Linked DNA regions of Homo sapiens: region 1 is linked to region 2. Evidence: chromatin loops called from intact Hi-C (ENCODE). Cell type or tissue: Caco-2. All regions are shown on one strand. Links, peaks and the distances in the headings refer to the core of each region. The heading gives the core; the rest is flanking DNA.

Evidence for each region. A loop is a pair of places that touch in the nucleus more often than their neighbours do. Peaks named below come from ENCODE experiments on the same cell type or tissue, not always from the same donor. Only the 100,000 strongest peaks of a DNase experiment are listed, where the experiment ranks them.
Region 1: it touches region 2 in a loop (13-fold over the local background); 67 of 110 quality-filtered maps call a loop at or near these places.

Annotation. Positions count from the first base shown.
Region 1 is chr15:23,639,158-23,655,642 of GRCh38, reverse strand. MAGEL2 (MAGE family member L2) reads left to right here and starts at 7,776. Exons shown (of 1, transcript NM_019066.5): 1 at 7,776-12,094. The coding sequence starts at 7,901. The coding sequence ends at 11,650. RefSeq lists an enhancer at 8,489-9,333. In Caco-2, for the core only: CTCF peaks have their summits at 6,315 and 6,518 (motif pointing left); a DNase peak (open chromatin) is centred at 6,529.
Region 2 is chr15:23,870,214-23,886,698 of GRCh38, reverse strand. No RefSeq gene overlaps it. Among named protein-coding and RNA genes, the nearest start is that of PWRN4, 97 kb to the left of the region's middle. In Caco-2, for the core only: a CTCF peak has its summit at 8,573 (motif pointing right); a DNase peak (open chromatin) is centred at 8,568.

The sequences.
Region 1 (16,485 bases), core at 3,723-8,722, 230 kb after region 2:
ATAATTAATATTATTAAAATTTGTATAAAATATCCTAATGTTTGGAAATTAAACCAAAAAATAAAAACAGCCCATGAGTCAAAGAAGAAATCACAGTAAAAATTATATTTTGAAATAACTGGCCGGGCGCGGTGGCTCACATCTGTAATCCAGCACTTTGGGAGGCCGACGCAGATGGATCACGAGGTCAAGAGATCGAGACCATCCTGGCCAACATGGTGAAACCCTGTCTCTACTAAAAATACAAAAATTAGCTGGGCATGGTGGCGGGTGCCTGTAGTCCCAGCTACTCAGGAGGCTGAGGCAAGAGAATCACTTGAACCCTGGAGGTGGAGGTTACAGTGAGCCAAGATTGCGCCACTGCACTCCAGCCTGGCAACAGAGTGAGACTCTGTCTCAAAAATAAATAAATAAATAAATAAATAAATTATTAAAAAATAACAAACCATAATGTGTAAGATGCTGCTATAATAGGGCTAAGAGATAACTTTATAGCTTTAAATATCTGTACTACAAAAGAGAATATATTTAAAATCAATGACATAAGCTTATACATTAAGAATGCAAAAAACAGGAATAAAATAAAAAGAAACTAGAAAAATGTACAGAATAGGCCAGGCGCAAGGTAGCTCATGCCTGTAATCCAGCACTTTGGGAGGCTGAGGCAGGCGGATCACGAGGTCAGGAGATCGAGACCATCCTGGCTAACACGGTGAAACCCCATCTCTAATATAAATACAAAAAAATTAGCCGGGTATGGTGGTGGTTGTCTGTAGTCCTAGCTACTCTGGAGGCCGAGGGAAGAGAATGGTGTGAACCCGGGAGGCAGAGCTTGCAGTGAGCCAAGATCGTGCCACTGCACTCCGGCCTGGGTGACAGAGCGAGACCCCATCTCAAAAAAAAAAAAAAAAGTAACCTGCACATGGATGTTTATAACAGGTTTGTTCGTAATGGACAAATCTTGGCAGCAACCAGGGTGTCCTTCATCAGGTGAATGGGTAAATAAACTTCGGTACATCCAGACAATGGAATATTATTGAGCATTGAAAAGAAATGAGCTATTAAGCTATAAAAATATATGGAAGTTAACTAAAATGCATGTTATTAAGTGAAAGAAGCCAGTCTGAAAAGGATACATACTATATGTGTCCAACTAGTTTACATTCCAGAAAAGATAAAACTATGGAGACAGCACAAAGATCAGTGGTTGCCAGGTATCTGCAGGGGAGGGGAGGGGATGAATAGGTAGAACATGGAGGATTTGGGAGCTAGGAAACTATCCCGTGTTATACTATAATGGTGGATGTATTACATTAGACATTTGTCAAAACACAGAATGTACAATACCAAGAGGAAACTTAATGTGAACTCCAGACTTTGGGTGATAATGACATGTCAATTGATGTTCATCAGCTGTGAGAAGCATACAATTTTGCTGGAGGACGTTGACATTGGGGCAGATCGTGTGTGTGCTGGGGGAACCAAGGGGTGTATGGAAACTTGCTGTAGTTTTGGCTTAATTCTGCTGTGAACCAAAAACTGCTCTACAAAATAAGGTCTATTTGATAAGAAGAAAAACATGAGTTACCAGGCCACAAAATTAGGAATATTAAATGTGTATTGCTAAGTGAAAGAAGCCAATCTGGAAGGCTACACATTTTATGATTCCCACTACATATGATATTCTGGAAAAGGCACAACTATGGAGAAGGTAAAAAAAATCAAAATTTGCCAGGGGTTTGGTAGGAGAAAGCACAGGTTTTTTAGGGCAGTAAAATTCTTCTATATAATAATGCAATGGTGGACACAGAAATCTGTTATCACACAATTGTGATAACCCATTTATCACACAATTGTGTGAAAACCCATAAAATGTATACATAAAGAGTGAATACTAATGTAAACTAGGGAGTTCAATTAATGATATTGGCTCGTTGACTGTAACAAATATACCGCTCTAACGCAAGACATTAAAAATAAGGGGCATTGCCAGGGGTAGGGGGACAGGGATGGTGGGAGAGGAGAGGGGATACATGAGAAGTCTCTGTACTTGCCTCTCATTTTTTCTGCAAACCTACAACTGCTTTAAAAAATAATCCATTAATTAAAAAGAAAAGACACAAACAAAACTCACAATAAATGACATACCATTTCTCATTTACTGAACTGCCTAAAATACTGAAATGCCTAAAATAAAAATGGCTGACTGACTGTATCAATTTTGCAATGATGTGGATCCATTGGAACCCTCATATTTGCTAATTGCAGTGTAAAACTGCAATCACCATTTCACATCCAGTTGAATAACAAAAATCAAAAAAGACTGACACTACAAAATTTTGCAAGGTTGTCAAGTACCTGGAATTCGTATGCATTCTTAATTCTTAACATTATTCTTATGTTAGAGTGTAAAATGGTCTAACCCAACTATGGAGAACTCTTACAGTTTCTTATAAACAGCCGTCTATCCTATGACCCAGACATTCAACTCCCAGGCATTTACCCAAGATAAATGGAAGCATATATTTACAAAAGGCTTGTAAAATAATTTGTAATGCAGCCTTTTTCTCATAATAGCATCAGATTTTAAATGTCTCACATGCCAACAGGTAACAGATAAATTATGGAGTTATAAATACAATGGAATACTTTTCAGCATAAAAAATAGCAAACTTCCAATACTTGCAACATATTTACATTAAAAAATGTTGAACAAAGGAATATTGACCTCTATCTGTGTGTCTTTCTCTCTCCCTCCCTCCCTCCCTCCTACGCTGATTCCATTTTATGAATTTTTAGAACAGGCAAAATAATCTAGGGTGAGAGAAATAAGGAAGTGTATGTTTTTGGAGATAGAATAATTGACTGGAAAAGGGTGCACGGTAATTTTGTTTGATAATAAAACTATTATTTATATTGTTTTGAGTGTTAATTACTCAGTGGCAAAGCTCATTAAATTGAATACTTTAGATCTGTGCATGTTGTTGCATGTTAATTATATCTAACATATTTTAAAAGGTTTTGGCAGCCCTGGTGTAATGGTAAGAGTGATGGGCTGGGCACAGTGGCTGATGCCTACGGTCCCAGCACTTTGGGAGGCCAAGGTTGGGGGCTCACTTAACCCCAGGAGTTTGAGGCCAGCCTGAGCAAAATAGTGAGACCCCATCGCTACGAAAAACAAACGAACAAAAATCACCTGCGTGTGGTATGGCCTGTCTGCAGTCTCGGCTACTCAGGAGGCTGATGCAGGAGAATGGCTTGAGCCCAGGAGTTTCAGACTGCCGTGAGCTATGATCATACCACTGCACTCCAGTCTGGGTGAGAGAGCAAGACCCTGCCTGGTGGTCAGCGGCAAAAAGAAAAAAAAAGAATGCAAGCTCTCACAACGAATAGATTGGGATTTAAATCTGAATTCTGATATGTATTGCTAGATCTTCTGAGCCTCAAATTCTTGCCATGTAAAATCAAGCCAAATACTTATGGATTTTGTGAGAAATCAATGAATAGAGTCTATTATACTCTGAGGATGGTATTTTATCAAATAATAAATTGTTGATAACTAGTAGTTACACTATTTTAATCCTTCCAATTCTTTTTTTTTCAAACCTCATACTTATGATATCTCCTATGCTTTTTAAATAATTTTTCTACTTAGACTGTCTATCTGGATCACATGAATCTTTCACAGCCTCAGGTTTGTTTTCTTTCTTTTCACTGCTACAATCAGCATCACAGCTCCCCTCACCCCATGTTCCAAGCAGAAGTGAGTATTTGATTATTTTCATCCTCTATGACCAATATGAGGTTTAAACAATGCGACAACACCTTATTGTACTAAAAAACCATATGAATATCCCTATATGACTAACAATAGATTCGTGAAATGTCCCTATGTGACTAACGATAGATTAGATTAATGTCCCTATGTGACTAACAATAGATGTAAATAGGACTTGCATCAGATTTTTCTCTGTAGTCTTATCTATAGCACAGTGCTGGGCATATAGTGAATGCTTAATAAAAGGTATTTCATAAATAAGTAATTTTAGAGTTTATGAAAATCATAACTGATTTTGTTACTCACTTATGAATATTTACACAAAGTCTAACAGCTACAGAAGATTGGAAGACAGGCAGTTCTGGTGCTAATCTTACCATTTCATTTTGTAGCTCCTTAGTGACCACTCAATGCGAGCTGGGGATACCAAGGTGAGCAAAACAGGCTCCCGTCTGCTCCTAGTTCCGCAATTTTCCTACTCCCATCACAATACTTCAGTTCTCCCTTCCCTGTTTTTAAAAATCATTTTGTATACTGCTGTTATATACTGACGTAAGCCATTAAAAGTCCTTTCTAATTAGGGAACAGAGGCCAACATTTCATGGATGTTTTGTATGTTTTTCCCTTTTGTTTTCTACTCACCTTGAATTTTCAAGCTGTTTCATATAAAAGTGAGGAAAGGGAATTTTGACAACACTTGGTTCAAAGGTGTTGAGGAGGAAGAACATATGCACAGAAAGGGAAAGAGGGCTTCAGGAAGCAGGAAGGTTTCACAGGAGTGATTTGGGAAGACCCAACACTTGTGGTCTAATGCCTCACTAGACTCAGGGCAATATTATGTTTTGCTGTGATTAAGGCAGTCAGTTTTCAAAAACGACCCGTATGTCCCTGTTTCCTCAGGTGAATTTTGCTCACAAGTAATTTGTAAATAGCTAGGGAGAGCCCCAGGAACAGCCTGGGTCTGAGAGCACTGACTATCTGAAATAAGCAGATGTTTCTTCCAGGGAGAATAAACTGGGTTTACCCTCTTTACTTGTTCCTATAGAATCAATGGATACATAATCTCTGATTTTTCCCTGCCGGTTAAAGAATGTTTCCAAGCAGTGGCAATAGTGCTGGTGTAGAAGTTATTCATCTTCCATTTCTAACTACTCCTACGCACCTGTTTTTTCCTTTGTATAATGCCTAATCTTTTCTTTCTGGCTTTGGTGTTGCCTCTTAACATAAACCGGACCTCTTTTCATAGAACAGATTCGGTGGGAGTTGACACTGTATGTCAGTGCTATTCACTGACCTCCAACATCAGTGAGAATAGCCAGACCCTAGTGGGAGCCATTCATTGTGTGGGATGACCAACAGCATGGTGGACGGCAGGACAAACCTGTCATAATTCCCGAAAATAAACGGTTAGTGGGAGAACTTAATCTCTGTGTAGTTTATACATTTGCATTAGAGTGGAAAAAAAGTATGCTTTAGAAATGCCCTAGGCTAAAAAATAAACTGATTTTTCCAAAGCCATCCATAGCCAGTAACAGCCATGTAGCAGAGTTGATAATAGCAGGTCCTGAGGGTTAGGCATTTAGAGTTTGTCCTTCTACAGTGTTTCCAAACCCCCATGAAACTGAGAAATCCTGTGTGGATCTGGGCCATTAACCCAAGGGAGAAACGAAAACCATGAAACACGGTAGTATCCATTCTGCAGAAGCTTTTTGTGTGCTGTGGTAGATGGCCTTCTCTGGGGATACACAGGAGTGATGTCCAGTAGTCCACCCTTATCCTTGGGGGATATATTCTGAGACCCCCCTGTGGAGGCCTGAAACTGGAAATAGTACTGAATCCTATATGTACTACGATGTTTTCAACTGATAGCCGAGACAGCTACTAAGTGAATAACAGGCGGGTAGCATATACAGCATGGATACACTAGACAAAGGGATAATTCATGCCCCAGGCAGGACGAAACAGAACAATTTCATAATACTACTCAGAATGGCATGCAATCTAAAGCTTATAAATTATTTCTGGAAATTTCCATTTAATTTTTTGGACTGCATTTGATTGCAGGTAACTGAAACCACACAATGTGAAACTGCAGGCACAGGAGTGCTACTGTATTCGCTACCTGCTCATTAACCACTTAGTAGCTGCTTCAGATATCAGATCTACCATCGGTTTCCCAGTGTTTGTGTTCAAGGAACCCTTGTTTTACTTAGTAATAGCCCCAAAATGTAAGAATAGTGATCCTGGCAATTTAGGTATGCCAAACGGAAGCTATGAAGTGCTTCCTTGAAGGAAAAAGGTGAAAGTTCTTGACTTAATAAGGAAAGAAAAAATCGCATGCTGAGATTGCTAAGATATATGGCAAAAACAAAACTATCTGTGAAATTGTGAAGAAGGAGAATGAAAGGGATACATGGTATATATAAGGTTTGGTGCTGTCTCCAGGTTCGGGCATCGAGAGTTTTGGAATGTATCCCCTGCAGGTAAGGTGGGGGGGGCTACTGTATCATCAAGCACCCTTAAAAATCTGACTGTTTTGAAAAGAGTTTCCTGGGAATAACAACATCCCTTAAGTGTCCAGAAAATCACTGAAACTTTACCCCCAAATTCTTCTATTATTGTTTAAGGCAATAATAACATTGGGAGTGTGTACATACCTTCTCTTGGGTCCATAAATTACCAAATTTGAGGACCCCTGGCTAAGGGTACCTGGGAAGGAGTGGGGTGTACCCTTCATCGTCCTCATCTGCCCCCTGGTGGCACGTTTTGTCACTCTGGACTCCTGCCGTAGGCTGCCAACAGCCTATTTAAACGAAACATCCTTGATATTTAGTGCTTTGTATATTTCCAGAAAGCTTTTCAATTACTGAGATTATCACTTCCTCTCACCATAAAGTTGTATAGCATTGCCCAATAATACTATTGTCATCTGCTTTATCTGTTAATACTTGATTTGTCTCATATTTAAACTGATTTTTGTCACGAGAAGTTTCCCCAGAAATTTTTTTATTCTTTGCCTGTTTTTCCTATATATCCAAATATATCAATTTTTGATCTATTTATATACCCATTTTGTTATCTTCAGGTGCGTTATTTGGTTTTCATTTTTTAAATTTCTTTCCCATTCTGCAGATGAAAAATACTGAGAAACCTACTCTGTTCCTGCATCCGAGCCATTCCACAGGCAGTTTTCCCATACTAAAAATGCTGTCTTCCACTGATGTGTGGCATGTCTCAGTTCCGTGACTTCTTTTCCTCTCTCTCTACTCGCTGCTGTCCCTTTTCTCCATGTGTCTCTAACATGCCTGTGTTCTTCAAGACCCAGTGCAACCACATTCCCTCCCACAACTCTATTTTCATGAGGAATAGCCAAGCAGGACTCCCAAGACATCATACAGGAGTGCCTACAGGGTATCTCTCCTTGGCAGTCCCACAGCACCGCAAATGCCCTGTGTCTGCCAATACTCATCAGCCTCTCTTCCCGTGTGCCTCTCCTGGGACCCTAAGAGAGTAACAGTCCCTGCAACTTCCCACTTTCTCCAGGCAGGGACTTGTGTGCCTTTTCCATGTCTTTGACTCCTTTATTCAATTATAATACAGGTATCTGTCTGCTATAACTCCTGGAACTCTCTTATGTAAATGCGCTTTTTTCATTCTCCGCCTCACATCTTAGCCCAGACCACACCATCTCCCCCCGCCGTCTTGGATACCTTCCATGTTTCCAGTGGTCTGCTCCCACTCCACACTGCAGTACAGTGATTTTTCTAAAACATGGATGGGTTCCTGTCACTCCCCTGTGAAAAGTCATCCATGTGGAGTCTGACTGGTCTGCATTTGGGGACTGGACAGAGTGAGAAGGGATCCTGTGTCAGCCAGGACTCCGGTAGACGCCCCTATGCAATATCCACTTGTGGTGGTCGGGGGCGGGGAAGGGGCGGGATTGAGCCCCCTTCCCCCCTCCTCCTTACTGCGGAAAGCTGCGGAGCGAGCAGCACTCACTTCCTATTCAGCATTCAGCAGGGAGGGAGCCTCTGAACAGCCACGTAGGCATTCTCTTCTCTCTGGAGGAAAAGGCCCAGCAGCTGTCCGAGGAAAAGACCCACCAGCTGTCAGCAAAGGGACATGTCGCAGCTAAGTAAGAATCTGGGTGACTCGAGTCCTCCGGCGGAGGCCCCGAAGCCGCCTGTCTATAGCCGCCCTACGGTTCTGATGCGGGCCCCGCCCGCTTCCTCCCGGGCTCCGCCAGTCCCTTGGGATCCACCTCCAATTGACTTGCAGGCTTCATTGGCCGCTTGGCAGGCACCTCAGCCTGCCTGGGAGGCCCCACAGGGCCAGCTGCCCGCCCCGGTGGTTCCGATGACCCAGCCTCCTGCCCTAGGGGGCCCGATAGTCCCGGCTCCCCCGCTGGGGGGCCCGATGGGTAAGCCTCCGACTCCCGGGGTCCTGATGGTGCATCCTCCACCTCCGGGAGCCCCGATGGCCCAGCCTCCGACCCCGGGAGTCCTGATGGTGCATCCTTCAGCTCCCGGAGCTCCCATGGCCCATCCTCCTCCTCCGGGGACCCCAATGTCCCACCCTCCCCCTCCGGGGACCCCAATGGCCCATCCTCCTCCTCCGGGGACCCCGATGGCCCATCCTCCTCCTCCGGGGACCCCGATGGTGCATCCTCCTCCTCCGGGGACCCCGATGGCTCATCCTCCCCCTCCGGGGACACCGATGGCTCATCCTCCCCCTCCGGGGACACCGATGGCTCATCCTCCACCTCCGGGGACACCGATGGCTCATCCTCCCCCTCCGGGTACACCGATGGCCCAGCCTCCAGCTCCGGGAGTCCTGATGGCCCAGCCTCTGACTCCGGGAGTCCTGATGGTCCAGCCTGCTGCTCCGGGAGCACCGATGGTCCAGCCGCCTCCAGCAGCCATGATGACCCAGCCTCAGCCTTCAGGAGCACCGATGGCCAAGCCTCCAGGTCCAGGAGTCCTGATGATTCATCCTCCAGGTGCGAGAGCTCCGATGACCCAGCCTCCAGCTTCAGGAGCACCGATGGCACAGCCGGCGGCCCCACCTGCACAGCCGATGGCCCCACCTGCACAGCCGATGGCTTCTTGGGCCCCGCAGGCTCAGCCTCTGATCCTGCAAATCCAGTCTCAAGTTATAAGGGCTCCTCCGCAGGTTCCCCAGGGCCCGCAGGCACCCCCAGCGCAGCTAGCCACACCCCCGGGCTGGCAGGCGACCTCGCCAGGATGGCAGGCCACGCAGCAAGGCTGGCAGGCCACTCCCCTGACTTGGCAGACCACGCAGGTCACCTGGCAGGCACCAGCCGTTACCTGGCAGGTGCCGCCGCCCATGCGCCAGGGGCCCCCGCCCATCCGCCCTGGCCCACCACCCATCCGCCCTGGCCCACCACCGGTGCGACAGGCCCCACCGCTGATCCGCCAGGCCCCACCGGTGATCCGCCAGGCCCCACCCGTGATCCGCCAGGCCCCACCCGTGATCCGCCAGGCCCCCGCTGTGATCCGCCAGGCCCCACCTGTGATCCGCCAGGCCCCACCTGTGATCCGCCAGGCTCCACCTGTGATCCGCCAGGCCCCGCCGCTGATCCGCCAGGCGCCGCCGCCCATCCGACCTGCCCCACAGGTCCTGGCCACCCAGCCACCGCTCTGGCAGGCCCTGCCACCCCCACCTCCACTGCGGCAGGCCCCGCAGGCTAGGCTGCCGGCCCCGCAGGTGCAGGCGGCGCCGCAGGTGCCTACGGCCCCACCTGCTACGCAGGTACCCGCGGCGCCGCCCGCTGGCCCGCAGGTGCCCCAGCCTGTGCTGCCGGCCCCGCTGTCTGCCCCACTGTCTGCCCCGCAGGCTGTGCACTGCCCTTCCATCATCTGGCAGGCCCCCAAAGGTCAGCCCCCGGTGCCACACGAGATTCCAACGTCAATGGAATTCCAGGAGGTGCAGCAGACACAGGCGCTGGCCTGGCAGGCCCAGAAGGCCCCCACTCACATCTGGCAGCCCCTGCCTGCCCAGGAGGCCCAGAGGCAGGCTCCCCCCTTGGTCCAGCTGGAGCAGCCCTTTCAGGGAGCCCCGCCCTCCCAAAAAGCCGTGCAAATCCAGCTACCCCCCCAGCAGGCCCAGGCATCGGGTCCGCAAGCGGAGGTGCCCACACTGCCGCTCCAGCCTTCCTGGCAGGCACCGCCTGCAGTCTTGCAGGCCCAGCCCGGACCCCCGGTAGCAGCGGCAAATTTTCCCCTGGGCTCCGCTAAATCATTGATGACTCCATCAGGAGAATGCAGGGCCTCTTCTATAGACCGCAGGGGCTCCTCTAAAGAGCGCAGGACCTCCTCGAAGGAGCGCAGGGCCCCTTCAAAAGACCGCATGATCTTTGCTGCCACCTTCTGTGCTCCCAAGGCAGTGTCAGCTGCGCGAGCACACCTGCCAGCTGCCTGGAAAAACCTGCCTGCCACACCGGAGACCTTTGCTCCCTCCTCAAGTGTCTTCCCAGCTACCTCCCAGTTTCAGCCTGCCTCTCTGAATGCCTTTAAAGGCCCCTCTGCTGCCTCAGAGACCCCAAAGTCACTGCCATATGCTCTGCAGGATCCCTTTGCCTGTGTAGAGGCCCTGCCTGCAGTTCCATGGGTCCCACAGCCCAATATGAATGCCTCAAAGGCATCGCAGGCAGTGCCCACCTTCCTGATGGCTACAGCAGCTGCCCCCCAGGCAACTGCCACCACTCAAGAGGCCTCCAAGACCTCCGTCGAGCCGCCACGCCGCTCCGGCAAGGCCACCCGGAAGAAGAAGCATCTGGAAGCCCAAGAGGACAGCCGTGGCCACACGCTAGCCTTTCATGACTGGCAGGGCCCAAGGCCCTGGGAGAATCTAAATCTGAGTGACTGGGAGGTCCAAAGCCCTATCCAGGTCTCGGGTGACTGGGAGCACCCAAACACCCCCCGTGGCCTGAGTGGTTGGGAGGGCCCTAGCACCTCCAGGATCCTGAGTGGCTGGGAAGGGCCCAGCGCATCCTGGGCCCTGAGTGCCTGGGAGGGCCCGAGCACCTCCAGGGCCCTGGGTCTCTCTGAAAGCCCAGGGAGCTCTCTGCCCGTAGTTGTGTCTGAGGTCGCAAGTGTCTCTCCGGGATCCAGTGCCACCCAGGATAATTCCAAGGTGGAGGCACAGCCCTTGTCTCCCTTGGATGAGAGGGCAAATGCGTTGGTGCAGTTCCTCTTAGTCAAGGACCAAGCCAAGGTGCCTGTCCAGCGCTCGGAGATGGTGAAAGTCATCCTCCGAGAGTATAAAGATGAGTGCTTAGATATCATCAACCGTGCCAACAATAAGCTGGAGTGTGCCTTTGGTTATCAATTGAAAGAAATTGATACCAAAAACCACGCCTATATTATCATCAACAAGCTGGGCTACCATACAGGGAATTTGGTGGCATCCTATTTAGACAGGCCCAAGTTTGGCCTTCTGATGGTGGTCTTGAGCCTCATCTTTATGAAAGGCAACTGTGTCAGGGAGGATCTGATCTTTAATTTTCTGTTCAAGTTAGGGTTGGATGTCCGGGAGACAAACGGTCTCTTTGGAAATACTAAGAAGCTCATCACCGAAGTGTTTGTCAGGCAGAAGTACCTAGAGTACAGGCGAATCCCTTACACTGAGCCCGCAGAGTATGAGTTCCTCTGGGGCCCTCGAGCATTCCTGGAAACCAGCAAGATGCTTGTCCTGAGGTTTTTGGCCAAGCTCCATAAGAAAGATCCACAGAGCTGGCCATTCCATTACCTTGAAGCGCTCGCAGAGTGTGAGTGGGAAGACACAGATGAGGATGAACCTGACACCGGTGACAGTGCCCACGGCCCCACCAGCAGGCCCCCTCCCCGCTAATAGGTGTAGCAGAGATCTCGCTCCTGTGTTTCCCTGGCCAGAGGCCACTGACAGGGTGGGGGGACATTTTTGTTCCTGGTGTTTGTGTTCCAGTTCCACGAGTGTACGTTTGGATTTTCAACTTGGTTTCGTATCTGCCAAAGCTTTGTACATTTTTTATGTGGTGTTGATTTCAATCGGCTACTGTTCTGTTCTGTATTTTGGCATCTGTGTTTTTAAGTGAGATCTGTGGTTCTCTGTTTTGTGTTTTAATTGTTATGTTTTGGTATCAGCTTTGTGCTGGCTTTGTGAAATGAATTGAGAAGCTATCCATCTCATTTCTGGTATAGTTCATGTAGCATTGTAATCGGTTGTTCTTTGAACGTTCAAATGACTCATCAGTAAAAACTGTCTACAGAGAAGTAAATATCTATATCTATATATATAAATATACTTTCAGCATAACAGAAGTGTTTGTCTTTATTCTAATTTTTACACTAGATGGTGGAAGCCAAGTTTTGCCGTATTCTCTGAATAGACATGAATAGCAAGACTACTCTCAGTTATAGTAAAAACCACGGTGATGGAATTGTTTTCCAAGGAGAGTACTCCATTCATCTTTATAAGGATGCAGTGATTTCAGTGGGTGGTTATACATAAGATTTCTCCAGGAGATTAATTAAAGCACACACGTTAGTGCCCAGCTGGTAACGTTGTTATTAGAAGCAGAAATGTCCTTAAGGGTATGTGGAGAAGAAGGGCCATCTGCCTGCAGGACTACAAATAACCAGGTGGTCCCGCTTCATGGAGAATTTGGCCAAAAGGGTATTTGTCAATCATGTGGCCCGTGGCGGGGTGTCCAGCAGTTCAAATTTGGGTTTCATCAACACACTGCTACCGGGATGGAAACGTGCTCCCTGCAGGATATCCAGGCTTATAACAGGGAAAAGGAAAAAACAGTCTTCATTTAATTAGAAACCCTGCAGATTGCCAGCAGTAGTGGCTGGGTTAGGGGAGGGCGTGGCAGGGTGCATTCCTATCAACATAGAGTTCTAGGGGAAGGTCCTGGGGGGAAGGGTCATTCTAACTTGTAGGGGAAGGCAGCCGGCAACGCCTGAAGTTGCTGAACAACCGCGGTCAGCCCTTGGCTATGAACCTGGTCTAGGCAGGAAAGGGACAAGGGAATGAACTGGCCTGAGTGTTTTGAGGAAGGATATTCAAGCACACACCAGGCTGGTGTACACAAAAGGACGTTCTTGTGGTCATACTCTCTTCCTGTGGACAGGGGACCATCAGCCCTACTTGCCACCGCATACTGTCTTATCAGAAGGAAGAAATCCAATCCCATATCCCGCTTCTAGGGTGAAGCCAAAGTCCCAGATGCGGTTAGTGGCGATGGTGGAATTCTCCTGCCACCTAGCGGCAGATTAGAGGTGCCACCGCAGCTGCCGCAGCAACAGCCCCTCCCACAGTGCTTAACTTCACAACCATGTATATACTTGGATTGCAGCTACTCCTTGCTTCACCACTTTTGCTCATAATTTTATCTATATCTGTGCCCAGAGATTCCTTCTTTTCTCTTATAGGCCAAGGTAGCATCTGTTTTCAAGTCCAATCCGCTCTTCACTCAACAATTTCTATCCTTGGTCCTGCAGCGCTGCCACTTAGGAAGCTGACTAGGAGAGGAGCCCACAAGATGCAGACTCTACTCCTAGCACCCGCAGAACTGAGCTTTCCAGGACGATGATCCCCGCCCCAGGACCTGCCAGGCCGCAGGAGCTCTTTCTCAAGTTGTCTAAGTGGTCAGGTAGTCCAAAAACTGGGAGGCAGTTTCCTATAAACTCCTTGGGTCAGAGAGTCCTGCGCATTTGTCCGCAAGCAATGTTTACTTATTTTTACAACAACAGCAAATGTCCATTGAAGGAGACAGCAATGCCCCAGCTGAGAACTGTCCCCAAAGGAGGTTTTGCTGGGCCAGTAAAGTGGCATATTGGTCTAGTATTTCTTGTTTGTGTTTAGTTTATTTATGATTGCTTATAAAGTTTTCTCCAGACCATTAACTCATGGCGTGCCTGAGCAAGATGCTCTTTGTGGAACAAAATTTGGGACTTTGTTCCAAATTTGGGACTTTGTCCCATCATGGGACTTTGGTGCCATACTTAAGGTGGGGGCTGGCTCTGCTCCATGGTAGAGAGGCTTACTTCCCAGCTGCAAACCTCACTCTCACACGTGACATATATCTAATGGCCTTCTTTAAGTAATGCCAAGGACTTAAAGCCTAAATTTGTTTATATTGTAATGAGATATAAATTGCAACAATGAAAAATGTGTTCATTACCAATGAGTAAACTAGTTAGATATTCAACTGAAAAGTTTAAGAAAGTGCAGCTAACATGACAGTGAAAAGCAGAAAACAAAGACCAGGAATATAGAAAAATACAGGTTAAAAAACAGCGGGAACTGGCCGGGGGTGCGGTGGCTCACGCCTGTAATCCCAGCACTTTGGGAGGCCGAAGAGGGTGGATCACAAGGTCAAGAGATCAAGACAACCCTGGCTGACAAGGTGAAACCCCATCTCTACTAAAAATACAAAAATTAGCCGGGTGTGGTGGCGGGCGGGCACCTGTAGTCCCAGCTACTCGGGAGGCTGAAGCAGGAGAATGGCATGAATCATGGAGGTGGAGCTTGCAGTGAGCCGAGATCGCACCACTGCACTCTAGCCTGGGCAATAGAGTGAGACTCTGTCTCAAAAAAAACAAAAACAAAAACAAAAACAAACAAACAAACAAAACAGTGGGAACGAATTCAAATCCCACTTATTTGAAAGTGCTAAAATGTAGAAAATGTAGAAAATGTAACACAAATCTCTTTTACTATAAAATTGAGCAAAAAGCCCAAACCTAGTAATAGGCAAAATGTATCACAGGAAAAAAATGGCAAATAACTGTTGAAACTGTTACACCTCACTAATAAAGATAGAAATATTAAATCTGTATTCCAGTTTTCATTTATTAAATTGTCATAGAATAAACTAAAACCCCATGTAATGTCCAATGTCAATGATATTGTTATGAAACTGGAACCATTATACACAACCAGTGAAAGTATAAGTTATTACAATTTGCCTGGAAATCAATGCAGCCAACTCTGTCTTCAAAAGGCTTTAACATGGTAATACTATTTTACCTAGAAATTCTTCATTTGGGAATATGTTGAATGAGAACAATCCACAGAGAAGGCAAAGACTTCTTCATAGAGAAAGCTGTTCATGAACATATGGGAAATTTATCAGGGTGTGAGCAGGCCCCCCTCCCCAATATAAACCTACAGTGTCAAGGGAGTACAGTGAGTTTCTGCTGAAAAAACCACAGGCTTCCTCAGAAAACAACTTGTAGTTTGTTTCAACACACAGAAAATGAAAGACTCAGCATCCACCATTATGGGCTGTAGAGAAGTCATTGCACTCTGTGCCTGAAAATTTTAAAACTAGGTGCTAGCACACTCTCCAAAGCCATAAATGACCTCAGTAAAATATATGATTTCTAGTGAAGAAAAACTATAGTTCTCAAAGTGATGAAATTCAATGTGCTCCTATGTCGAGTGTTCAACTATAAGCAAGTTAATATTTTAGGATATTTGTCTTAAGAAGATGATCTGAATTTTGGAATAATTTTACTCAAAGACATTACTCCTGAGAGCAACAGAGAAAAGGACCGGTTGTTTCTCAAAGCCACCAGTGAATCAACCTTGTCAGCAAACGAGAGTTAAGGATTGTGGCTGCAATTGACAGAGGACTTTCAAGATTAAGGGGCCGGGGCCCTGTGGCCGCAGTAATATCCATTTTACTGGGCATGTAGCCTATATTATTGATTTGCCCTCAGAGTTATAGGCACCCCCAGAACTCAGCAATTCACCCCGATGGTCATGATACTTGAAAGGATACATCATTCTTGCACTCCTGCCCCTAGCTGCCGGGGCTGGAAGCCTGGGTCCCTTTTTCTCTCTGATTTGATCGGTTGTCAGGTCTTGCCCGTTTTGCCAATTTGTATGTCAGTGTTTTTTCTCCTCTCCATCCCTGTGGACACGGCACCCTGCCAGAACTTGGCAGTTTCCTTTTTCATGGTCTCTGCCTTCAGTACTGCCCCTTAATCAAACCTCCACATTGGCTGCACAGGGGCCTCTGTGCCGCCGCCACACAGCTGTGCACACCTCATAATGCCTCTCCCTGCCTAAAGCATTTCAAGGCCTTCAGTGTTCCTTAGAGTAAGGTGCAGCAACCCTCAGCTCACCTTCCACACGTGAGGGTCCAGGAGCGGCTGGTTAGAGTAGGTTTACCTACAGAGAAATCTACAGACCATGCCAGGGGTCCCTCTGTGGGACAGCTCAAAGAATTCCTCGGATTCTGAATTGAAAGCCTAAGCAGACCACCAGGAGGGTCCTAAAGGGAAAAAGGCCTTGATATACAGGGCCCAAGCTACATTTTCCTGTGTGCAAGCAAATTTGTTCTTTCGGATCTCCCAGAGGGTTCCATTGTGAATTCCACCAAGGGATATATACAACACTACTAGCACAGTAAGTAGTACAATCCTCTAATCTGTCGAGATTCTGAAAGTTGTACCTGCCTCTTTTTAAGAGATGACACTTACGAGGAGCCTTCTTCATTATCAGCTTCCTCCTACTCTTATTAGTGACGCTAAATAGATCATCCTGGCTGTGTCAGCGGCATGCGCTTCTCTGTGCAAATGGTCTGGTTCTGCAAGCTGCCCATTCACCTCCCAATGAGACTTGCTTTCTGTGCTATCCCTTGTTCTGAGTGAATTCAGCTTGTGAGCTGCTGTTAACAGAAGCAATCACCA
Region 2 (16,485 bases), core at 6,532-11,531:
TTTTGTTTAGCCAGCACAAAAGCAGAGTCATCATTCAGCCCATGTCCATCTCTTAGACTGGTGCATGGATTGTTGCATGAAGTCCTTCTATTCTGTGGCTTTGAGGCTTGACCATGTATAATATAATTTCACAGAATACACGATACCATAAAATCATTATGGAATCTGTAGAATAGAAAACCTGAATTATAACAGGGTTTTCTCAAAGCTTTTACACAGCTTTATTTTGAAAACTTTATGAAAGAAATCCTCTACCAAGAAAACACTATGTGGAATGCAGAAATTTGATTTATGTTCCCTATCACTTAAATTTCTCAATCTTGACTTTTAATGTCCAGCAGTCATGTCTTAGGCTTCAGTGGGAGTCTGCAGATAGACTGCCAGAGGGTGTGTGAAAATGGGAGTCTCTGAGATATGGGAGGTAAATGCACCTATCTTTGAAGAAATGGTTACTGACCCTCAGACTAGTGACAGGGTAATAAGGAGTCTAAAGGGAAAGAAGAAAGCGAAAGAGAATCGCCAGTGTTGTGGTTGTTTTCCTGAAGCAGGTGTGCGTGATTTTGGAATGGTGGATAGACAAGGGAAGGTGATTTGTTGTTCTCTCTCAACATGTGCATTCACCTTCTGAACCCAAGGTTTCTTATTTATATATTTGGTTTGATTTTGCTTATTTTGGTGCCAAGTTAATACCTTTTAAAAACAATTTTATTTTGAAATAATTTTAGAAATAGAGAATTTTGCAAGGATAGTATAGAAAGCTGCATATATCCTTTAGCTTACTGTAATGTTAACATTTTATATAACCATAGTAAATTCATGAAAACTGAGGATATAACAATGGTACAAAACCATTAATTGAACTCCTGAATTTCTGACTGCTTTACAAGGTTTTAACATAGTCAACTCTCTGTTCGAGGACCCAATCTAGGCTATCACGTTACATTCAGTTGTCAGGTATATTATTTATTTCTACATAAAAATAACCATGCAACTTAGTGGCTCAAAACCACACACATACTACTGATAGTTTCTCCAGATCAGGACCCCAGATATTGATGATGCCCAAGACTGAGGTCTCAACCGAAGGCTCACCTGGGTAAGGATCCACTTCCAATCTCATGTAATCATTAGAATTCAATTTCATGCCAAGGTCAAGAGGACTTCACTTGTGAGTTGTTTCAGATGTTTAAAGAATTAATCTTAATACTTCTCAAACTCTTACCAAAAACAAACAAAACAACAACAACAACAACAAAAAGTAACCAGAATAGAATAAATCGCTTTCCAACTCATTCTATAAGGCCAGTTTATCTTCATACCAAAACTAGAAAAAGATAAGAGAATAAAATTACAGCCCAATATTCCTCATGACTATGACTACTTTTGCTTTATGGCAAAAATATTCAAGGAAATATTAGCAAAAACTAATTCCTGCAGTATATAAATATAAGTATACACCATGATCAAGGAAATATAATACAGAAATGTAAGTTTAGTTAAATACTGAAAGATTTGGTATAGAAGGAAACATTATTTAAAATGGCAACCCCAAAAGTCTCATAGGGCTTCATATATTTCTCTTGAAAGACTCACAATTTTCCCAAGATTAGACACAAGACAACGATGTTGACTCTTCCCACTTCTATTCAACCATGTTTCTTCAATATTGTATTGGAGACTCTATCCAGGGCAATGAGGCCAGAAAAATAAACATGAGGCATCCTGACTGGAAATAAAGTCAAATACTTCTATTTGCAAATGAAATAATCTTCTATAGAGAAAATCCTAAGGAATCCATTAAAATATGGTTAAAACTAAATAAGTTCAGTAAAGTTGCAGTACACAAGGTGAATATTAAAGATTCAGTGTCATTTGTGTACATTAATCCAATTAACAACATAAAAATGAAATTAGGAAAACAGTTCATTTAAACAAGCATCAAGAAGAAAAAATACTTATGAATAAATGTATGATATGTACACTGAAAACTACATATTGAGTTAAATTTAATAACTAAATAAATTGAAACATACTACATATCCATTAATGAGAAGGCTTAATATTTTTAAGAGAGCAATACTTTCCAATAGGATATATAGATACAATGCAATCCCTATAAAAAGTCCAGCTGCCTTTTTGTGCAGTAATAAGCTGATGTGAAAATCTATATGGAAATGCAAGAGGTCTATAATAGCTAAAACAATCTAAAAACAATAACAAAATTGGAGTACTCTACTCCTACATCCTGATTTCAAAACTTACTACAATGAAACAGTAAACAATACATTGTAATACTGGTGTAAGAGTAAACATATAGATCAATGAAATAGAATCAAGTGTACAAAAATTAACCCTTACATTTATGATCAACTGATTTTACAATATTACCAAGACAATTCAATAGGGTAAAAGTTTGTTTCAACAAATGTGGGACAAATAGATACCCATATGAAAGTTATACTCCTCCCTGATACTATGTACATGTTAGACTGAAAACGGATCATAGATCAAAATGTAGGCGCTAAAACCACAAAACCCATGAAAGATAATATATGAGTCAATCTTGGTGGTCTTAGGTTACACAATAGTTTCTATGACATGACACCAAAAATACAAGTGACAGAAAAAATATATGGCTATATTGAACTTAACAGAATTTTTAAAATTATTATTCAAAATACACCATTAACAAGTGAAAATACAACTCAGAAACTGAATAAAAAATTTGCAAAACATATAGCAGATAAAGGTGTATGTTTCAGAATATATAAAATATGCTTACTACTAAAAAAACAAATATAAAAAGGCAAAATCTCAAATAAAAATAGGTAAATCATTTGAATAGACACTTCTCCAAATAAGCTATACCAATGTCCAATAAGCACATGAAAAGATGCTCAACACTTTGAGTCTTTAGGGAAATGCAAATCTAAACAACCATGAGATGCATTGCACAAATCTGAAAGGCCTATTACTAAGTAAAAGAGAGTCAAGTTTGAAAAGACTACATACTTTGTCATTCCATTTATATGGCACTCTTGAAAAAGTGAAACTACAGAGATAATAAAGAGATTAGTTGTTACAAGGGGCTTGGGAGAGAGAAGAAGGTCAAATAAGTGAAAGTACAGTGGGTTTCTATAGGGCAATTAAATTCTCTATGGTACTGTAATGGTGGATATCCGATACTGTTTGTAAAACCCAGCAGAATTTTTTTTTTTTTTTTGAGATGGAGTCTCGCTCTGTCACCCAGGCTGGAGTGCAGTGGCGCAATCTCAGCTCACTGCAACCTCTGCCTCCTGGGTTCAAGCAATTCTCCTGCCTCAGCCTCTCGAGTAGCTGGGATTACAGGTGTGCACCACCACGCCTGGCTAATTTTTGTGTTTTTAGTAGAGACGGGGTTTCATGTTGGCCAGGATGGTTTCAAACTCCTGGCCTCAGATGATCGACCCACCTCGGCCTCCCAAAGTGCTGGGATTACAGGACTGAGCCACCACGCCTGGCCAGAAATGTATAACACGAAGAATGAACCTAAATGTATACAAATTAAAAATAAAATATGTGCTAAGTTGGGGGAATCCCAGGGAGGGACGCAGAAAAAGAAATATAAATATATTAACGTGTACGAAATAACCTCACTGAAGAAAATGGTAGCAATCAGGGCTCAGTGAAGACATTTAGGAAATAAGTGGAGATTCAAAGCCTAAAGGACAAAGGAGATGTATGTATATGCTATGTTTATTTGTAAAGTTGCTCTCCCTGAGGGTATGAATTACCAGTTCTGAAACCAATATCTATCTACAGTATTTAGGGATGGAAGGATTAAATTAATGGAGCCAACTGTCTCACTGTTACAGCGGAGGTTACATGCAAGTAGTGGGAATGGGTAGATTGATTTATGTGGTGCTGGATTAGATCCTGTGGTCCTGGAGACATGAGTAGCAATTCATGTTTAATTTAATATAAATACATATGGACACATGTTGAAATATTTATAGATATGTGTATGAGTATAAATTAGCATATACACATAGATTCTTTGTTCTGTTAGCTAACAAAGCCTTGAATCAACAGGCATTCAAACAGCAATGAGTACGTATGGTATCCGAATCTTAGTTTCTAATACCACTCTCCAGTAAAAGGAACTGAGGCTCCTTGAAGAAACAGCGGCTACTTGTCTTGGACATGAAGTCAACAAAATTAACTGGGTAACTACATATACATATATAACATACAGTACTAGAAAGTAAGAAAATGCTAAACAACAGAGCAACCAAGGGACCAATCAAACAAAATTACACTGAAGTGATCTGGGAATTTCAAAATGGTACAGGAGCCTAATGAAAGACCTTGCAATGGCCTAAGTAGAGTGTAAGATAAATATGCACGATCCCATATTGATCTAAATAAATAAGTGAATAAATATAAAATAAACAAAGGAGAACAGACAAATTGTCCATGGTGAAGAATTCCAAATAATATTTGTATTTTTTCTGCACATAAGAAGGTAGATCACAACTCTCCACTGCTTTTTTATTTTTTATTTTTCAAGAGGGAGTCTCCCTCTGTTGCCCAAGCTGGAGTGCAGTGGCCCAATCGCGACTCACTGCAAGCTCCGCCTCCCGGGTTCACACCATTCTCCTGCCTCAGCCTCCTGAGTAGCTGGGACTACAGGCACCCGCCACCACGCCGGGCTAATTCTATGTAGTTTTAGTAAAGATGGGGTTTCACCATGTTAGCCAGGATGGTCTCAATCTTCTGACCTTGTGATCCGCCCACCTTGGCCTCCCAAAGTGTTGGGATTACAGGCCTTGAGTCACTGCACCCGACCATAACTCTCCACTTCTTAAGCATGTGCTGCATATAGTGCCTTCCATTCAAAAACAGAATGGGAAAAATAATTTTACAGAGGAGAAATTTGATAAAACTACTTCATCCAGCTGATCAAATTAACATGAACAGTGATAAGGCATGTCAATAGTCTAAGCACTCTTGGTATGTTGTAATTGAGAGGTGAAGCCGGCTGGGCTTGAGTCAGGTGGGGACTTGGGGAACTTTTCTGTCTAGCTAAAGGATTGTAAACACACCAATCAGCACTCTCTGTCTAGCTAAAGATTTTTAAACGCACCAATCAGCACACTGTAAAAACAGACCAATCAGCACTCTGTAAAATGGACCAATCAGCAGGGTGTGGGCGGGGCCAAATAAGGGCATAAAAGCTGGCCACCCGAGCCAGAAGCGGCAACTGCTGGAGTCCCTTTCCAGGTGTGAAGCTTTGTTCTTTCGCTCTTGCTGCTGCTCCCTGTTTAAGTCCAGACTACCTTTGTGAGCTTGTAACACAGTGAGGGTCTGTGGCTTTATTCGTGAAGTCAGCTAGACCACGAACCCACCAAGAAACAATTCTGGACGTGCCACCTTTAAGAGCTGTAATACTTGCTGCAAAGGTTTGTGGCTTCACTCTTGAAATCAGCAAGACCACAAACCCACGGAATGGAGAAACTCCAGACACACCATCTTTAAGAGCTGTAACACTCAGGATAAGGGTCAGTGGTTTCATTCTTGAAGTCAGTGAGACCAAGAACCCACTGGAAGGAATAAATTCTGGACCCATGAGGGACGGTCGTTCTCCATGATATTTTTTTTCCTAACTATCCAAATCCAGTGTGGACACTGAGAAAAAGGCTGGGTCCATCCCCAAGGAGGGACAGTAAAATAAGGAATTGTTGCGGAACTGTCACAGGAAAAAATTAAAGGGAGCTTAAGGAGAAATGCTACGTAATTATCAAATGTAATGTAGCTTCTAGCGTGGCATGCTGGGCTCGGTGCTGTGGGGTTAACTACCAGCACTTTGGGAGGCTGCGGCGGGCGGATCATGAGGTGAGGGAATTGAGACCATCCTGGCGAATACCGTGAGACCCCCCTTTCCACTAAAAACACAAAAAATTAGCTGAGTGGTGTTGCAGGCGCTTGCAGTCCCAGGTACTTAGGAAGCTGGGGCAGGAGAATGGCATGAACCCAGGAGGCGGAGCTTGCAGTGAGTTGAGATCGCGCCATTGCACTCCAGCCTGGGTGACACAGGGAGACTCCGTCTCAAAAGAAAAAAAAAAAATGGGATCCTGGAATAAAAAATGGGCATTAAGTGAAAACTAAAAGTATTCAAATAATGTGTGGATGTTAGTGAATATTCTATCGCTTCATTGTGACAAATGTTCCACAGTAATGCAAGAAAATAATAGAAACTGTGGAAAATGTTAGTGCTTTGTACTGTCTTCACAACTGTTCTGAAACTAAAACTCTTCTAAAATAAAAACAAAGTTATGTGTTTTTTAAGTCACTGCTGAGCTTACTGTACAGGACATTATTAATATTCCTGATGCCTGCTGAGTGCATCTCCCCAATTCCAGCCCCTTTCTTACTCACTGCAGGTAATTATTATTTTAAATTCTCTCATGCCCTAATTCTTATTTTTCTAAATTTTTATTTCTAAATTAACTGATTATTGCCTTCAAACTTAAATGTATCTAAATCCGTATTCCTAATTTAATTTTGAGAAACCAAACAAACCCATATTGTAGGATATTTTGCAAAACAAAAACAAGGCTCACGCCTGTAATCCCAGCACTTTGGGAGGCTGAGGCAGGTGGATCACGAGGCCAGGAGATCGAGATCATCTTGGATAGCATGGTGAAACCACGTCTCTACTAAAAAACATACAAAAAATTAGCCGGGTGTGGTGGTGGGCGCCTGTAATCCCAGCTACTCCGGAGGCTGAGGCAGGAGAATGGTGTGAACCTGGGGTGCGGAGGTTGCAGTGAGCCAAGATTGCGCCAATGTACTCCAGCCTGGGCGACAGAGCGAGACTCCATCTCAACAAAACAAAAACAAAAACACCTGACTACTTTACCCTTTTCAAAAGGGTAAAGTGATAAAAATTTAAGTGAAGACTGAGAAACTGTTGCAGACTGGAAAAGACCTGATGTGGCAGATAGAACCTAACATGCTGCCCAATGATGCCCACCTCTTGGTGTACACAACCTTGTATTCTAATCCCCTCCCAGTGCGTGTGGTCAAGAACCGTGACTTATAAACAACAGAATACCAAAAGACTGACGCGATGTGACTTGGGTGATGATCTTACATAAGTCTGTGATTTCTTTCTTCCTGGCAAACTCTTTCTCTTTATGGCTTTGGAGGAGCATTCCGCTATGTGGGATAAACCAACATGAGAAGAACTGAATGCAGCCTTAGGCCAACAGCCAGCAAGGCGCTGAGGCCCTTGGTCTAATAGCCTGCCCCAGAAGTTGCAATATACATTTACAAATAAAACTACATTATTTCACAAGTATTGTGAGTATCTTATAATAAGAGAACAATCCTAAATCCTCTGTCCTGTAGCTTGTATCATTATTCATTCATGTCACCTATATTGGAGCATATATATAAACATACATAAAAAAGTCAATTGTTGCTATTATTGTTTTCAACCAGCTCTTATCTGTTGAATCAATTCACACAAGGAAAAATAAAAGCTTTTATTCTCTAGAGAAATTACTTTAAAAAGTTTATTGCTGATATGCTAATAAAGGATAAGAATGGAATATAAAATATTCAATTGAAATCACACAATGCAGAAAGAGTAGAATACAAAAATATAAACAAAGAACAAGAACAGCAAATATAAAACAGTAAGAAATATGGTTGGTATTAATGCAATTGTATCAACAATCACTATGAACGTCTCTGGTCTAAGTGCACCAATTAAAAGACACAAACGGCAAATTAAAAAACTATGTGTTGTTGTCTACAAGACACCCACTTTTAATTTTAAAAAGATACGTATAAATTAAATTAAAAGATATAAGATATACTTCACATATATTGAAAAAGAAAAAATCTAAAACAATAATCTAAGTTTCCATCTTAGGATCCTAGAAAAGAAGAACAAATTAAATACAAAGTAAGCAGAAGAAAACATATGAGACTGCAAAGATAGTAAAAGCAAAGTAACAGATATGCCAACTGAATTTTTCAAATGAATATTAATTACGTAACACTTTCCAGAACACAGAAGTATCCGAATTTAAGAAGGAAAACACAACCCCAAATAGAATCTTTGCTTAAGGCATGCAGGGGTGATACCCTCGTGAAATAAGTAGACAGTAATCTTCAGAAATGATCAACCAAAGGCTTATTAAAGTAGATAATTTCATTTTTTACTCAGCTGGGAAATACTTTATGAATAACCCACCAGTAAGAAACTTAAGTAAGCAACCATTGCTACATATATAATGAAAACGAGCACAGGTGACAAGACATCAAAATACTTGTTACGCTCTGAGACACAGGAGAAAATCATGAGATTTGTATGAGAATATCAAAGAGCATGTTGGAGGAAACGCAGACACAGGTGAACCTGCGCTAAGAAACGTCCCGTGAAGGTTCGCCCGCCGCCGCATCTGGCGCATCTCCTACACGCCTCTCCTGCGTCCTGGCGCCAGGCGCTTTACTCTGCGCAGCTGGGCACCGGTTTCATCCACAGCTTCCGGTGAGGCTGCGCTCAGCTTCTGATGGATGGACGCTAGGGGGCGGAATGAGACCGCCGCTCTAAAGTTCTGCGGGGATCCTACCTACACCTGCAAAGTGACCAAGGGACGGAGGCCAGTGCTAGACGTGTGGTGCAGGTTCTAAACGATGGAGAAACGGGAACAAGACCATCTAAGCACCCGAGCCTCCCTTTCCGGGAGCCTTGGGTCCTCTCTCTCCACCCTCGTTCCTCTCTAGACCCAACCCCTCCTGATAATGCCCAGGGACCATCTTGACTCATTCTGTCTTCCTCCAAGCAGACCTCGTGCGCTGGGGAACCATTTTAGGAAACCAGAACTAGATATTCAAATCCCTCCCCACAGAATGCAGTCCTCAGGGAGCAGCCCTCCCTTCCCTGCCCAGTCCCTCCTTGGTCAGCGCTTCCTGCTCCTACCTCCTCAGGTATTACTCATCCCAGCGGTCCTTCCAATCCACTGCCCTCTTCTCATGCCCTGGCCTGTGCCATGGACACATTGTTTCCTCGTCTCTTTCCCTCCCCTGCTGGCTGGACTCACTGCTTCTCACTCTCCAGAATCTCCTCCAATGCTCCTCCTCCTGGAGACCTCCCTTGTCCATCCCAGTCCAGGTCTGATGCCTGTCCCCTGAGTTTGCAAGGGCAGTTCTTCCACCTACAGTTTGGTGTCTGTAAGTTTCCTAAATCCTCGCTGGACTTAAACATCAGATAATTTTAAAACTTTTTCTATGCTCCTTCCCTGTAAGCCCCACACATGTAGTGGACAAAGAGCAACACAGAAGATTCTTTATATTTAACTTCACAAATGAACTAATAAATCTCTCCAAATCCTCACCTGTATTCTTGTCTACTTCCCAATAAACTCAAAGGATGTTAATATGAAGAGGGTTTGCACTAGACAATAAGCATGTTTCTGTTTTGTTTTGGTTTTGCTCCCTTCTGTTCTCAGGCCAGGATGGGAGCCCTGACTTCCCCTCAGCCTCTTCTCCAGCCTCTCCATCCTCAATCCACTGCAGGGCCCCTCTCATGGGTTAGGCTGCTTCTACCTCATCTGCTCCTCTTCTGTCCTGCAGGACAATGTTACCCTCTTAGAGCATGTAAAATCATCTTCTCTGGATTCATATCTATTAATATAGGTCCCTTCATAAATATTTCCAAATCTTTATTATTTACCCTATTTCACTAATTTTATTATGCATGTTTTTGAATTTTTACCACATTTGCTTTTTGGCTAGTGTGAGTCAGGACATGGTTTTCATTATCTGCACTTGGATGAAACTTTTCTGGAATTTTCTTCTGTCTCCTTCTGGTAGGGCCACCTGCATCAACACTGGTAGAATGGAGGGAGAGGTGTAAATCACACAAACAATGGTGCAGCCTTCTTTATTAAAAATGATTTCTTTATCCCCACTCTTCATTCCACAAAAGGAGAGATTAAGATATCCATTATTTGTTTATTTTATTTTATTTCAATTCTGGCACTTTTTATTTTCCCATGTTCTGGCTTCTTTTTTATTTTCTTCCAACTTTTATTTTAGATTCACAGTGTCCATGTGCAGATTCGTTATATGAGTAAGCTGTGTGTCACTGGGGCTTGATATACAAAGGATTTTGTCACCCAGTTAGTGCACATAGTACCCAATAGGTAGCATTTTTAGTCCTCACCCTCCACGCTCAAGCAAACCCTAGGGTCTATTGTTCCCCTCTTTGGGTTCATGTGTACTCAGTGTTTATTCCTCACTCTTAAGTTAGAACATGTAGTATTTGGTTTTGTTTTATTGTGTTAACTCACTTAGGATAATGTCCTCCAGGTGCATCCATATTGCTGCAAATGACATGATTTCATTTTTTATGGCTGCATAGTATTCTGTGTATATATGTGGCACATTTTCATTATCTAGTCCACCATTGATGGGAATCTAGGTTAATTCCATGTCTTTGCTATTGCAAAATGTACTGCAGTTATCCATTCTTTAAATCAAATTCTGATTCAAAATCAGAATAGGACTATCAATATACTTTAAAATTCATTGGCAAATGAATTTTCATGTTGTTTTCATTTTTATGTGAATATAATGTATACTCTAATAATTCCACAGGGACTCTTAAATAAGTATAAAATAAAGCTATTTACTGTGTCACATTTTGACTGTCATATTTATCTTTTATTTTAGATGCATGTTAAATCTTTCATTCAGTGGCACACAGTGAATGAACCCATGGAGGCTCCTACAGACATCGTGAGTAGAAAAGTTCTCACTTTCCCTTTCACATTACAAATGCCAGTTCACTTGTCTGTTTTCCCTGTGAATTTGATTCACAGTGTTCCTTCTTCACCTTAATTTTGCCAACTAGGAGCATACAGCCAGTGATACAATAATAATTGAATAATCGCCAGATGAATGAATCACAATGTTGTGGATAAATCATTATGGTTTGAATGTCTTACCACATGTAAACATATAAAAAATGGGTACATATGTAAATCAATGGTTTGCAAGACAGTGTATATCAAATATTGAAGGTCGGTGCAGTGACACGTGAAAGATTTGAAACAATGACCTTTGTCCTAGTAATGCCCCCAGTTTAATGATTCCAAAAATTTTCCAGTGGCAAAGATCTTGGAAAACTTTTTTATTTGAGATGAAGAATCTGAAGTCTGAAAGAACAAGGTGGCTCTATTTTCTAGAACAGGTCTGAAGAAGACAGGTCTAGTCACAGAAAAAACTCTAGAGATTGGCAAAAGTTCCTGCAGCGCATCTGAGTTAAGAAATTAACTGCGGCTGGGCAAAGAATCACCTAATTTGATTAGAGGTGCCTCACACACAAGGTTGGAAACAATTTCTTTTCTTAAACTACATCAGCCAAATTGGTAAACTTCAGGATTCATAGGACATTGGAAAGAAGACACAGATGGGTCTTCTCTCAGAAGTAGAGAATAATTGGTCCTACATTAAATACAGTATCTGGGTCCAAGTAGCAAACATAAGAGGCAAGATTGCAAAGAATGAAACTGTTCCCAAAAAATGTCTCAGAATAGTCAAGCGTATTTATTGAAATACAAAAATTTACAGTACCCAACAAGCTAAAATTCACAATAGCTGGCATCGAATAAATATTGGGCATGCAAAGAAATATAAAAATATCACCCAGAATGCATAGATAATTTAATTATTTGAAACCGGCCCAGAAGTGACACAGCAGTTATATAACATTAAAAGTTAGTGTTTTTCATACATAGTTTTTGTCACTGCACTCTATACGTTGAAAAGTTAATAGAGATGAGGTGAAAATAAAGAAGACCCAGATAAAACTTCTAGGGAGGAAAACTATAATGTCAGTGATGTTTTAAAAGTACAGGGAATGGTATTAACTGCAGATTAGACTTCCAGAAGAAAAGATTAGTAAGCTTGAAGATATGGCAATGGAACCCATCTAAAATAAAAGAGACAAACATAATAAACATGAATGAAAACAGTATCAGTGAGCTGTAGTATAGCTTCCAGCAGCCTCACATATGTGTAACTGGAGTCCAAATTTATACAAAGTAATAAACCCACACATTCAAAAACTCAGTGAGTTCCCAAACACAAAAAACATGAATATATCTATTTAAAAAGCACTTCATGACCAAGTGGCTCCAAAACAATGATAAAGAAAGCACCTAGACAGAAGAAAGGCATGTTGGTAGAAAAGAATAGAAATCAGGCCAGGCGAGCCCGGTGGCTCACGCCTGCAATCCCAGCACTTTGGCAGGCCCAGGCGGGTAAATCACGAGGTCAGGAGATCGAGATCATCCTGGATAATATGGTGAAACCCCATCTCTACTAAAAATACAAAAAATTAACCGGGCCTGTTGGCGGGCGCCTGTAATCCCAGCTACTAGGAAGGCTGAGGCAGGAGAATGGCGGGAACCCGGGAGGCGGAGCTTGCAGTGAGCCGACATCGCGCCACTGCACTCCAGCCTGGGCGACAGAGCTAGACTCCATCTCAAAAAAGGAAAAGAAAAGAATACAAATCAGGATAACATCAGATTTCTCAATGAAAATGTGTCTGGAAGTGGTTCCTTCCGGTAGGTTCTTGGTCTCACTGACTTCAAGAATGAAGCTGCAGACCCTCATGGTGAGTGTTACAGCTCTTAAAAATGGTATGTCCAGAGTTTGTTCCTTCAGATGTTCAGATGTGTCTAGAGTTTATTCCTTACGGTGGGCTCATGATCTCGTTTGACTTCAGGAGTGAAGCCACAGACGTTCGCAGTGAGTGTTACAGCTCTTAAAGGTGGCGCATCCGGAGTTGTTTCTTCCTCCTGGTGGGTTTGTGGTCTTGCTGACTTCAGGAGTGAAGCCACAGACCTTCACAGTCAGTGTTACAGCTGGTAAAGGTAGTGCAGACCCAAACAATGAGCAGCAGCAAGATTTATTGTGAAGAGTGAAAGAACAAAGCTTTCACAACCTGGAAGAGAACTCCAGCAGGTTGCCTCTGCTGCCTCTCCCGGCCAACTCTTATTCCCTTGTTTGTCCCTGCTCACGTCCTGCTGATTGGTCTATTTTACAGAGCGCTGATTGGTCCATTTTACAGAGTGCTGATTGGTCCGTTTTTACAGAGTGCTAATTGGTCTGTTTACAAACCTTTAGCTAGACACAGAGTGCTGATTGGTGTGTTTTAACAGAGTGCTGATTGGTGTGTTTACAAACCTTTAGCTAGACACAGAGCGCTGATTGGTGTGTTTACAATCCTTCAGCTAGACAGAAAAGTCCCCCAAGTCCCCACCGGACCCAGAAGCCCAGCTGATTTCACCTCTCAAAAACAACACAGAAGTGACAGTGTGGTGATACTGTTAAAGCAATGAAAATGCTTTAACATTTTAATTTTAAAATGCTTTTAAAATTAGCATTTTAGCATTTTAATGTTAAAATGCTTTAACATTAAAAATGAGCTGAGATGGCGCCACTGCACTCCAGACTGGGCGACACAGTGAGACTCCGTCTCAAAAAAAAAAAAAAAAAAAAAAAAGTATGGTACCAATGTCAAGTTCTTGGTTTTGATAATTGTACTGTGTTAAATAACATGTTATCACTGGGGGCCAGCTAGGTTTGTCATGGGTAAACATGGCTCACAATTCTATTTTGCTAGCAGTTTACCACCAAGAAGCAACATGTTCTTTGTGTGCTCATTTCCTTAGTACTTTCATTCTCTCAAGTACACAAAACATATACTTTGAACAGGATCCTTTTCTCACTTTAGGATCCCAATCAGCAATGTGGCCTTTGATAGCAAATTTTGCATCTCTGATTTGGCAAAACCAAGACTTCCTATTTTACTCTTGAGAAATTTGCATTGCAGTGAACACAATATTGGGAATTAACTAATTTTGTAGTCTGCCACTCTCCATTCATGACTATTAATGATAGTCCTAGATGAGGACTGTGACCAGGTCCTGAGTTTGAGATCAACGTAATATTTATGCATGGTATCCCACAAATGCATGGTTGCAGGACGGGAGATGATACAATAAGAAGCAAAGAATAGGGAGGCATAGGAAAAAAATGTATGCCAAATGCCTCATAATATCACTGCTGTTTAATGCTTAAAATTGAGTTTGGCTTTATGACATTGTTTCAGTTAATATCATAGTCTTGTCACACACAGTGTGACCTTAAGAAACATATTTTCTCAGTCTTAGAGTATTGTGTTTTTAAACTTCTTTAAGTGCTGTTTTCTATTTTTATCTTTAAGACAAGATGTGTAAATTCATGTGAATAACTATTAAGATAATGGCTAGCAATTATTCAATTCATTTTACGTGTCAAGAATTGTTCCATGTGTTTTCCATGAATCACGTCATGCCATGGCTACTGTTACAGGTCTGACTCAGTGTAAGGTGATTCTCCCTACAAGAAAATGATAAGCCCCTGGAGTAAACCCACAGCTTAACTGGTAGGTGTTTAGTTTGAGCAAGTATACAGTATTTTACAACTGAGCAAGTAATCCACACATGCCATCTGTCAAGAGATGTAATGGTAATCCCCATCACTGACCTCAACTCATCCTCCAATACTGGAGGAATAAGAAGGTCTACATGTTGAGCGTGGTAGAAAAGAAAATCAGGTTGGGACTCAGGACATACCTGAGCTTTCAGAACAGTCCAAGATGGTTACGATGATTTGAATATTTGATGTGATATGAAATAAATCCTCATTGCATCTTAAAGAAATGAGATTAAGATTTTTCTTTTATACCAGAATTCTTAAAACATGGTCTTTAGGCTTGAATTACAAATAGGCAGCACTTACAGCAAACACCCACACCAAAGTTCCCCAGAATGCCTCTCAATGTTTATTTTAAACACGGTCTTTGTCATTTGCTTTCTCTCTGCTCTTTCCTCTGGTTTATTGTCCATCTGTAATGAGTCAACCAATCAGGCCACTCCCAAAAAAACTTACCAAAGGCATGTGAAAGGTTTAGTTAAAAGCAATAAAAAGTATTTAAATAGCTGCTAAATCAAAATGACTGAATTATGTATTCTAATTAGTAAAGGAGAGGAAATGTACTTTTTCAATATGAAAACTGTTTCTCATATTATGTCATATACAACATAACTCTACAAGATGATGTACATTATAGTAAAAAGTAATATAACTTGGGTAGCAATTTGCTACTATATAAGATTTCAGAGATGCACATCCTTTGACCCAGAATTTTAAATTCTATGAATATATTCTACAAAAATAATAGACCTCTAGTACAGACGAATGTACAGGGATGTGGACTCCAATACTGTTTCTTTTGGCAAAATACAAAAAGAAAACAAACTACTGTATATATCCATCAAAGAATAATGGATAATTTTTTAAATATACTATAACACACCCTTTCAACAGATTAACATACAAATATTAGAGATAATCAGTAATTTCTGAATATTTAACACATCCACAGTAAAAGACTATAGAACAGAACAGTGAGATGATTTTTCTTCCTATACAGTGGTGAAGAGGATGGTAGGGTGCAGCGAACCAGAGGGATGGTATTCTGATTTCATCACTTAATGCCTTTGTAACCTTTCAATAGTTACCCTATCACATTTTAGTGTCCTCACTTGTGCAGTGGATGTAAGAAGGCATACTATGTATTTTTTTAGTTATAACGTTCCAACCAATTAAAGGAGCATTGATAACACCGCATGGCAATTCTATGACTTGATATATCTAGTTTAAATTAACACAATTAACCTTGTATAGTCTACTGCACGCAGGAAAACAGAAATATGCATATTTGTGTATATAGGTATTTACAAGCATAGATCTGAAAACGCAGACACCCAGGTATGAATGTTGAAGGTGGTTGCAAATTTCAGGATTCAGAAAGTAGATGACAGTCTATTATTATGTAATTTTTTTCTAGATTTAAATTTTTATCAACAAAATATTTTCTTCCCTCAAAAATTAGAAAGTTAACACAGCAAAATAATTACTCGCATATAGTTCTGAATATTCCTCAAAGAAAATTTCTAAGTCTATAAGAAGACAGCTGAATATCATTCCTAAATGTCATATCAGGAATTTTGTTATTGGGATTTCTTTCCTGCCTCTGCTTCACCCTTAACTTTGTCAATGTCCTTTTATAATACTTTTAGAATACAGAAGAACATGGAGGTAAATTCCACATAATTTACAACACATAGGAAAAAAGGACCTACACTTGCTTATTTTGTGAGAGGTGGCAGTGAAGAGATTTCTGCAACAGATGACTGAGCTAGGAGATGGCACACGAGGTACAAGGGTGGGGGTAAGTTAGAAACAAAATTCTGAAGTCGGAGGAGTTTCATATAGAAGTGGTTCAAAAATGAAGTTCAATAGTTTTCCTATTAATGAATTTAATAAAGTTGTTTAAGTGGAATGAAAATTAAAAGATTGGGGGTAAAAATCACA